Regions from separate parts of the Mus musculus genome. Here region 1 is linked to region 2. The links are chromatin loops, found by intact Hi-C in ENCODE. Cell type or tissue: left cerebral cortex. All regions are shown on one strand. Links, peaks and the distances in the headings refer to the core of each region. The heading gives the core; the rest is flanking DNA.

Region 1 (4,380 bases), core at 66-4,065, 130 kb before region 2:
CGCGGCGCAGCGCCCGGGGCGCGAGTGTGCGTGTGCCGGGAGCACGGCCCTCCCCGCGGCAGCCGCAGCGCCGGCGCCTCCCCCTCCCCCGGCGCGCACGGCCCGTCCCTGTCCCCGGAGGCGGCCCGAGCCGCCGCTCAGCAGCCTTGCCTTCGCCTCCCGAGCCTCCTGCCGCCCTCCCTCCCCTGGCCGGGCTCCAGGGTCCGACGTCCCGCGGCTCCGAGCAGGAAAGAGCTGCGATCGCGCACGGAGGCGGGAGGAGGCGGCCGGGTGCGGGGCGGCCGCGCTGGAGAGAGGCGCGCGGAGACTCGGCCCCCTCGGCGCTCGCTCGCTCGCTCGCTCGTTGGCTCCCCGCCTCCCGCACTCCGCTGGCTCCCACCCCTTCCCGGCGTGATTGATCCGTCACGGGCGCCGCCGCCGCCGCCGCGGCCGTTCTGAGCGAGCAGAAGCCGGAGCCGAGCCGGGGCCCGTGCCGGCGCCATTGCGCGGGAGCCGCGGGCAGAGCTCGGCGCCGGGCGGCGGGCCGGGCCAGGCCATGCGGGCCGAGTGAGCTGGCGCCCGCAGCCCGCGGCGCGGCATGGCTTCCCCGCCGAGCTCCGGGCAGCCCCGGCCGCCGCCGCCACCGCCGCCGCCCGCGCGCCTGCTGCTGCCCCTGCTGCTGTCGTTGCTGCTGTCGTTGGCTCCCGGGGCCTGGGGCTGGGCGCGGGGCGCCCCCCGGCCGCCGCCCAGCAGCCCGCCGCTCTCCATCATGGGCCTCATGCCGCTCACCAAGGAGGTGGCCAAGGGCAGCATCGGGCGCGGCGTGCTCCCCGCCGTGGAGCTAGCCATCGAGCAGATCCGCAACGAGTCACTCCTGCGCCCCTACTTCCTGGACCTGCGACTCTACGACACCGAGGTAAGTGTCCAGTGACCCATGCCGTCGAGGCTGGGGGCGTCGAGGAGGGACAGAGCCGTGATTGTCTCCTCCTCGCTGGCTGACCGCGTACTGGGTCCATCAGGGTCTCACTGGGCTTGGCTGGAGCAGGTGGGACCCTGATCTGTGAGCACCTTCCACCTCTGTGTGGGTGTGGAATGGGGGTCTCCTTTGACCAGAGGAGGAGTTAGAGATGTGAGAGGTTGGACTCCCAGAGGCCTGCGCCGGTTGCCCCTGTCCGGTGCTGCTCCTAGGGTTGTCAGGTGCCAAGTAAGAGGAACACGCACACTGATTACAAACTGGGCCAGCCACAGCTGGACAGGCTATGGGGCCTATTCCCAGACCCTAAAAATTCCAAGCCGCCCTTTTAGGGCTAGAGGGCTCCAGGACCCTCGGGGGCCAAGCTTCGGGCAGGACCGATCCTGTGGTGCACTTCTGCAGCTCAGGGCTCGCGCGCGCCACGGTCAGCCTCGGAGCCCGGAGGGTTCTGCAGCGCTGCTGCCTGGATCTGTCCAGCGCTGGCAGTAGCTGGAGCAGTTTTGGGAGACTCCCCTTCCCCCTCTCCCCGCCTTGGGTTAGTTGCTCATAGAGTGGCTTGACAGGTCTAGCCCGGGACGTGTGGTGGTGTCCGATCGCGCTTCCACTTTTGTTCAGCAGCTGCTAACACCGCTGAGCAGGTGCACACTTGAGGCGTTCGTGTCGTGGGAGCCTAGACTTGGAGTGTGGCAGAGGGTTCCCCTCTGGCCTTCTTTTCTGAGCAGAGCTGGAGAACCAAGACCTTTCCATCCCAAACCCCGATCTCACGCCCTCATGTCTAGGTTTCCAAGGAGCCTCAGCTCAGACCCTGACTGCCCACTCTGAGGCTAGGACGAAGAGAGGGCCTGGAAGAGCGATCAGGAATAAGGACGGGTTTGCGAGTTTTTCCGGACCCAGGGAGCCCCTACTCTCCGGTCCGCAGCCTCGAGAGATAAGATTCGGCCTGAAGGGGGCAGTGATTTCCTTTACTGAGAGCTCTGTTGGCGCCTCTTGCATCTCTCCCAGCAAAGCCAGGGCGAGCTCTGGACCCTTGCTTCCCGGGCTCCCCCAGCGCACCTTTGCTGGAGCTCCCGGGCAGACTCCTCAAGAAAGGAGCATCCCCCTGGTGGTGTAACCTGGGCTTGGCTTCTTCCCCTGCCTGACCCCTTTTTTATACCCCCTCCCGGAAAAGAGCATAATGTAGATTGTATCTCATTCCCCGCCTCCCCCGCTTCACCAGTGAAGCAGCCTGCTGTTCTGCTCTGTAAATAAAAGGTGAAGGAATTGGTGGCAGTTGGTAACGGTGAGCTCAGGTTGCTGCAGGCAGAGAGGCTCCTCTGCCTCGGGAAGAGGCACACTGGGTGGCTGTACAGGGCTAACCGTGTGTGAAATCACTTTCGATTGACGTTCCTGACGACCTCCTTTTTTCTCCCTCCCCCCTCAGTGTTTCAAGTTCTTTAGGGGTACCTGTCTGGCACAAGCACATTGAGATGGGTATGCATTTATGCAGAGGCATATATCCTTGGCACACTTTCATGTGGCTTCCACCCATATTCTGGAAGGGACAGGGACAGGGACAGGCCGGTTCTTAGAAGACAAAAGCAATTGTAGACAGGGCTGCCCTGTATACATCTTCACTATGTCTTGTAAAACCTTTTCGAATGCTTCCTGAGAAGTTTCTCATTAGTCCATTTGTGGTAGCAGAGGGATGGGCGCTTGGTTGCAGGGTGTGGGCCAACGCTTTTACATTTTTTTTCTCAAGTGTGTCTTGGTGGCTTTCTGAGTGAGAGGACCCAAAGTCAAGAGGATGAGGCAGTCAGAGGAGCTTTGGTTGGTGGGAATATTTCAGGCACAGCACTGGGTTTCCCTCTAATGTCAACTGTACCTGATCTGGGGCTTAGGGTTGAACACTGCAGAAATAGGTTATCCCTCTGACCTCCTGACCCCGCCCACCCATGACCTTGAATTGGACACTTAATCTCTAATGCCTCTAAATGCAGGTGTTCAGATCTCAAGAGCAGAGTGGTTAGCCATCCTCTGTCGGATGGCGTCCAGGGGCTTACAGAGAGATGCCAGCAGGCTCCACTGCCAGCACTCTGTCTGGCACGCTGTAAGCACTCAATAAATAACTGCCTCCCTTCCTGCACTTCCATTTGGTGTGGATTCACCAGTGAGACACTATGGCTTTAGGTGGGATAAGTCAGTCACTGCTAAAATATTAAGAATGCTTCTTTCTCCTGCTTGGCCTTACAGTCTTTAAGAGAGTCAGGGAGGTTACTACCAGAAAAGAGAATTCTGGCTGACAGTCAATATATCACCTCGTGCATGAAGTATCACATTTGGGAGAGTGCCCAGGAACTATAATTACTCCCCCTCACCCCCCCCCCCCCACTAACCTGTCTTTAAAGTTTTCTCTGAGCTGGACTGAAGGGAAAATCAGTCTGGGAACTGGCAGCAGATGCAGGGCAATCTGAAAGGCATTTGCCACTTCTGAGTGAGTGAGTAGCCCCTGTTAGCGCAAGGCTGTGTTTGTGGACTCAGAGAGCTGCCTCCTCACCGTCTGCTGCTCCTGTCAGAAGACTTGAATGCAGGGTTGGTGTGATGGGCTAATCTTGCCTGGCTTTGTTGACATTGGCTGTCAGTCATAGCCTCATTGGCCAGTAACTAAAGGAAGGCAGGATGGACCTTGGTCCACACCGCCTGTAAAAAGGGTGAAAGATACAGCAAGGCATAGTTTATCTGCTCTCCCAGGCCAGCCTACCTCCTCATGTATTTATGTTGGTTGAGCCTCTTCTGTGATGAGACAGGCAGTAGAACTTCCTGGTTTCCTTTTTGCAATACTGGGGATCCAACCCAGAAGCCAAAGGTTTGGCCAATTATATCCCCAGATCTCTTCCTACATCTTTATTTTGAGATAGTCTCCATAAGCTGCCCAAGATGGTATTGAATTCACTCTGCAGCTCAGGCAGGCCTTGAGCCTGTACCAGCGTCTCTAGTAACAGGTATTCCAAGCTCAGCCCAGAACGTTCAAGGCCTCTGTCTGCCGATGGGGCATCACAACAGATCACGGGGTGGTCGGACTTCGGTTTCTTTGGTGGAGCATTGCATCACTTCAGCAAACACTTGTGTATGGATTCCAAGAGGACTTGTGTAATAAAAACACAAGCAAGGCACTGAAAGTGTAGACAAGAGGAAGAGCCAGAAGCTATGTGGAGGCTTTGAAGCTCCCACCATAAGAAAAAGCTGGGAGCAGCCTTTGGAGTGTCAGATTCTCTGCCCTGTGTTTGAAAGCAATCCAGATACCCAGGTGAACTTGGTGGACCATACTACCTACGAGTTCTTTGATGGCCACATTAGTAAAAGAAAATAATAATCAAGTAATATACTAAAAATCATGGCTGTGGGTCTGATCTGACTAGTGCTCATTTTAGAGAAATTGATAGATGTAGAAA
Region 2 (4,380 bases), core at 161-4,160:
AAGCAAGGCAATACCTTTCTGCAAAAAGGTTGTGCCGGGACCCAAGCCAGGCTAGCGAGGCACTGAGTTGGGAGGGTTTGCTTGGATTTTATTTTAGCCCAGGTGGTGTCTCATGGGAGCTCTACCTCATCGTAATCTAATGCGATTGGCTAATTCATTGTCTGTACAGAGAAGAAGGGTGTGATGCAGAGTCAAGTCTCAGGAGTGTCCAGGGGTTGGGCTAACCGTCATGCACACAGGAGTTACGACCTCTGATAGGGAAAGGCGTTCCTCCCATCATGACTGGTGTGCTCATCCCCTGTGGTCTTTTAAGGTAGACAAGGTGCATCGCACTGCACTGCCACGTGGTAAAGCCGGATTGATGGCGCTCTTGGCCTGGCCTAGAAGTTTGGGAGGACCCTGGAGGCTTCCTCCTGGGGACTGAGCACAGCATCATCTCCCTTGGAAAGAAGGTGGGCGTGACGGGGTGAGAAAGGAGGCCTGACAGGGCAGGCCAGATGGCATCCGGCAGACACAGGGCTCTTTGAGGCTCTGTGGGCCTCAAAGCTCACACTTTCTTCTGTAACACAAAGGATTTTTCTCTGTAGAGCACCTGCCCAGCCAACCTACCCCTTGATCTCAGCCCTGCCCTGCAGAGGTAGGGTGGGATCTGTCCTCTGACTTTGCCCCGTGGAGGCTGAGGCCTGGTAGGTGTCAGTGGGCTGGAACTGGAGGCTGAGAGCCCACAGCAGGGCTCAGTAACTCTTGCAGCCCCGCCTCGACCCAGGGATCTAGTCACAGTCCCCAAATGACCTCTCCATTCATGGCGAGTCTCTTCTCTTGATTCTACCACCGTCTCTGGGAAGTGATAAGAAGCAAATCTCTGCAGCCTGGAGTTTTGTAGTCTCTACTCTCACCCGTGGGAGGTGCTGGGCTCACGGGGCTAAACTGGAACTCTAGATAGCACTTTCTTTGGGAGCCTAGGTGTTGCTGGCACCTGGACTGTGAAGTGCCCAATGACCCCTGACCTGTAGTCCTTCTGGGGGCTCTGGATTAGTGGGTCCTCCTCAGAACTACTCCTCCATAAGAATGTGGAGCTTTGCTGGGTATGTTGGCACACGCCTTTAATCCCAGCACTCGGGAGGCAGAGTCAGGTGGATTTCTGAGTTTGAGGCCAGCCTGGTCTACAAAGTGAGTTCCAGGACAGCCAGGGCTATACAGAGAAACCCTATCTCAAAAAACCAAAAAAAAAAAAAAAAAAAAAGAATGTGGAGCTTTGAGCCAGTCTCAAAGAGCTAGGCCCAGCCCCCTCTTCCTCAAAGGAATAGCTTTTCTTGCCTCTGTGGCTACATTCTGTGCGTTTCTGTCCAGCGGAAAGTATAGAAATATTTTCCTCTCCTCCACTGGGAGCCATCGGAGACCCCATAGGGCATGAAAAATGTTGGCCTGACTACCCACCACTGCCAAGTGCCTACTGAGTAAGGGTAGGAGCAGTACCAGGAAAGCAGGGAGGACTCCCTGGAGGAGGTGTCTGTGGGTGGGCCTCATCACATGTGTAGGAGCTTGTCTAGAGACCTAGAAGAACAAAGGTACATTCATGGAGACTGGCGATGCTGCGTCCTTTCCTACTGCAAGAATAGGGCTGCCCCACCCCTGAACACCTCTCATCCCAAGGCTGTGATTTCAACCAATTGACTAATTAGAGGTGCTGAAGTGACAGGAGGAGGTACGATTTCTGCAGTGTGGTAATTAAAAGGTATTGGCTTCCCGGCTGTGATCGCACAAGAATTCGGTTACCCCTAAAGACATCGGCTAAGAGCCGAGTGTAAAGGTGTATTGGGAGCTGAGAGGCCTCCAATGCAATTTGTTAATTTCCTGAGTTTGTCACCTGCACAGCTGTGAGGGAAATGGAACACTCTACCAGAAGTTTCAGGGAAAATTAAAGACATACATTCTAATTGTACACAATTAGAAGAGTCATATAATCATTAGTATTTTTGTAATTAACCCGCCTTTTATCCATCACCAGGCTAGGATTTAGAAAGGCTGATTAAGAACCGTGTCTGCCTGGTGGGGGAGAGCGGGGAAGGTCACTGTCCTTACACAGCGGTAGGAGACGGTGCCTACTTGCCTAGCTTGACCCGTGGACCGTCCAGTACAGACGCCGGGGTTTACTGAAGCCATCTGTAGCTGAAGCTGCTGCTGTTGTGACTCTCGTCCTGTTCTTGAGACAGGACCGTGCTCACCCTGCCTCCAGAGGCCCCAAGCTGCAAGTGACAGAAAGCAGCCCCAGGGCTCAGCGTGCCTTGGCTGAAACCCAGAGCTCAGCCCTTCCGCCACACTAGCCCGCTCCAGATCGCCTCTGCTGTTCCCCATGGCCTCAATTTTCCTTTTTATTAAAAACAAACTTCAAAGAGTTGGCGAAAGCTCTGTTTGTTTTGTGATCTTATTTACATAAAACAAAGGTAAAAAGTGGGAGAAAGGGAGGGAAATTTTAAGAATCTCAGCATGTCACAGAGCAGGACAGCTCCTAAAGGGCGAGAAGTAAACGGCTTTGCTATTTACTGTCTATAAATAAATTAGAACTATTTCTTAAAGCAGGGGACAGGCAATTGGTCCTACTATTATACATTGAAATATCACACACTCAGGAATATAGCTTCTATTTGACAGTAAAGTGTGTGTGTGTCTGCATGTATCTATGTGCTGGTCCTACAGAGGACAGAGGTTGATATTGGGCATCATCCTCAGCCTCTCTCTGCCTTGTTTTTTGGGATAGGATCTCTCTCTGAGCCTGCGACTCACCGATTGGCTAGACTGTCTGGGCAGTTAGCTCCGGGGATTCTCCAGTCTCTCCCACCCAGCATCCTGGTTACTGCTGTGTGTCACATCCTTCCTGAGGACCCAAACCCCGGGTCCTCACAGTGGCACAGCAGGCAGTTTACCCACAGGGATAGCTCCCAGTCCAACAGGAAAAAAATTTTAGAGTACTTATAATGTTTGGGAATAGTGCCAGATGCCTTTAATTCCAGCACTCGGGAGGCATGTGGATCTCTGTGAGCTAGAGGCCAGCCTGCTCTCCTGTCTCAATAAACAAACAAACAAACAAACAAATACATATACATAATACATGTATGTGTACAATATATTCTGATTACAATTTCTCCACCTTTAACTCCTCTCCATTCTTTTCTCACCCAAATCCATGCCTTTTCTTTCTCTCTTTTTTCGTTTGAATGCAAGCATACACCACACACACACACACACACACACACACACACACACACACACACACAAACAAACAATTGAGAATAGAATGAAACAAACTAACAAAAGAAAAGGCTCTGTAAGGTTCAATTAAACAAATAAATAAATAAACAAATAAACAAATAAACAAAATAAAATGCCCAGACAAAGCATTCTGAGACAATGACATCATATTGTGTTTGCTATCTACTGTTGGGCACAGTGACTGTCTGTAAGATTAGTCTACATGCAGCCACGCAATGGTGGCATAGACCTTTAATCCCAGACTTGGGAGACAGAGGCAGGTGGATTTCTGAGTTCGAGGCCAGCCTGGTCTACAGAATGAGTTCCAGGACAGCCAGGGCTACACAGAGAAACCCTGTCTCGAATAGTTTCCATTCCTAGTGAGACTCCATTAGAGAAAACTAAGGTTTCCTTTGTGGGCAGTTATCAACTGGAGATAGCTCCTAGGTTAGGGATGGGGCTTGTGTCCAGTTCCCCCTTAGCACTGGGATCACATCGGGCCTAGACCTGTGCAGACCCTGTGCATGCCACCTCCGTGTCTGCAAGTTCAAATGTGCCTTGGTCTTACTGTGTTGGGAAGGCCTTGTTTCCTTTGTGTCTTCCATCTCCTCTGACTTTAAATACTTCTCTTTCCTTTCCACAGGGTCCCCTGAGCCCTGGGGGGAGAGACTTGATGGAGGCATCCCCTCTAGAACAGAGTCTCCAAGGTCTCTCACTCTCGCTACGTTGTATGGCCCTGGGTATTACCTAGTATGAGTCTCTTATAAAGGCCGAATAAGAAATTGATCTAGGAGACTGATAGAGCAGGATGTTGTTAGAAATCATTTTATTGCCGCATTCCTTTAACAGAACAATGATTTTTAGCTTCCCCTAAGGATCCTGGTCTACTTAGTCTCAGGTTCTTGGCCACTCAAGTAATGTCAAGAATGAGTTCCATCTCGTGGAGGGGCCTTGAACCTAGTCAGATGTTGGTTGGTCACACCTACAAGCCGTGTGCCACTGTTATACTAGTGATCTCGCGGGTCACCATTGCAGATGGAAGAGCTCATGGCTGGGTTAATGCTTACCTTGCTCCTCTGTAGACTACAGAGTCCCTTCCAGTATCATGGACACCAGTCAGTAGGGGGAAGG

The links. Peaks named below come from ENCODE experiments on the same cell type or tissue, not always from the same donor. Only the 100,000 strongest peaks of a DNase experiment are listed, where the experiment ranks them.
Region 1: a loop joins it to region 2, with 2.9 times the contacts of the local background. A loop is called at or near these places in 3 of 42 quality-filtered maps.

The regions. Positions count from the first base shown.
Region 1 is chr4:46,987,623-46,992,002 of GRCm38, reverse strand. Gabbr2 (gamma-aminobutyric acid (GABA) B receptor, 2) reads left to right here and starts at 289. Exons shown (of 19, transcript NM_001081141.2): 1 at 289-895. The coding sequence starts at 578. In left cerebral cortex, for the core only: a CTCF peak has its summit at 1,900 (motif pointing right); DNase peaks (open chromatin) are centred at 1,522, 1,906, 2,865, 3,486 and 1 more place; H3K4me3 peaks cover 3,584 bases; H3K27ac peaks cover 2,759 bases.
Region 2 is chr4:46,856,983-46,861,362 of GRCm38, reverse strand. All of the region lies in intron 2 of Gabbr2 (gamma-aminobutyric acid (GABA) B receptor, 2), which reads left to right. Gm32208 (a long non-coding RNA gene) reads right to left here. Exons shown (of 4, transcript XR_390546.4): 1 at 1-4,380. Among named protein-coding and RNA genes, the nearest start is that of Gm32208, 9.4 kb to the right of the region's middle. In left cerebral cortex, for the core only: a CTCF peak has its summit at 2,246; a DNase peak (open chromatin) is centred at 2,278; H3K27ac peaks cover 1,457 bases.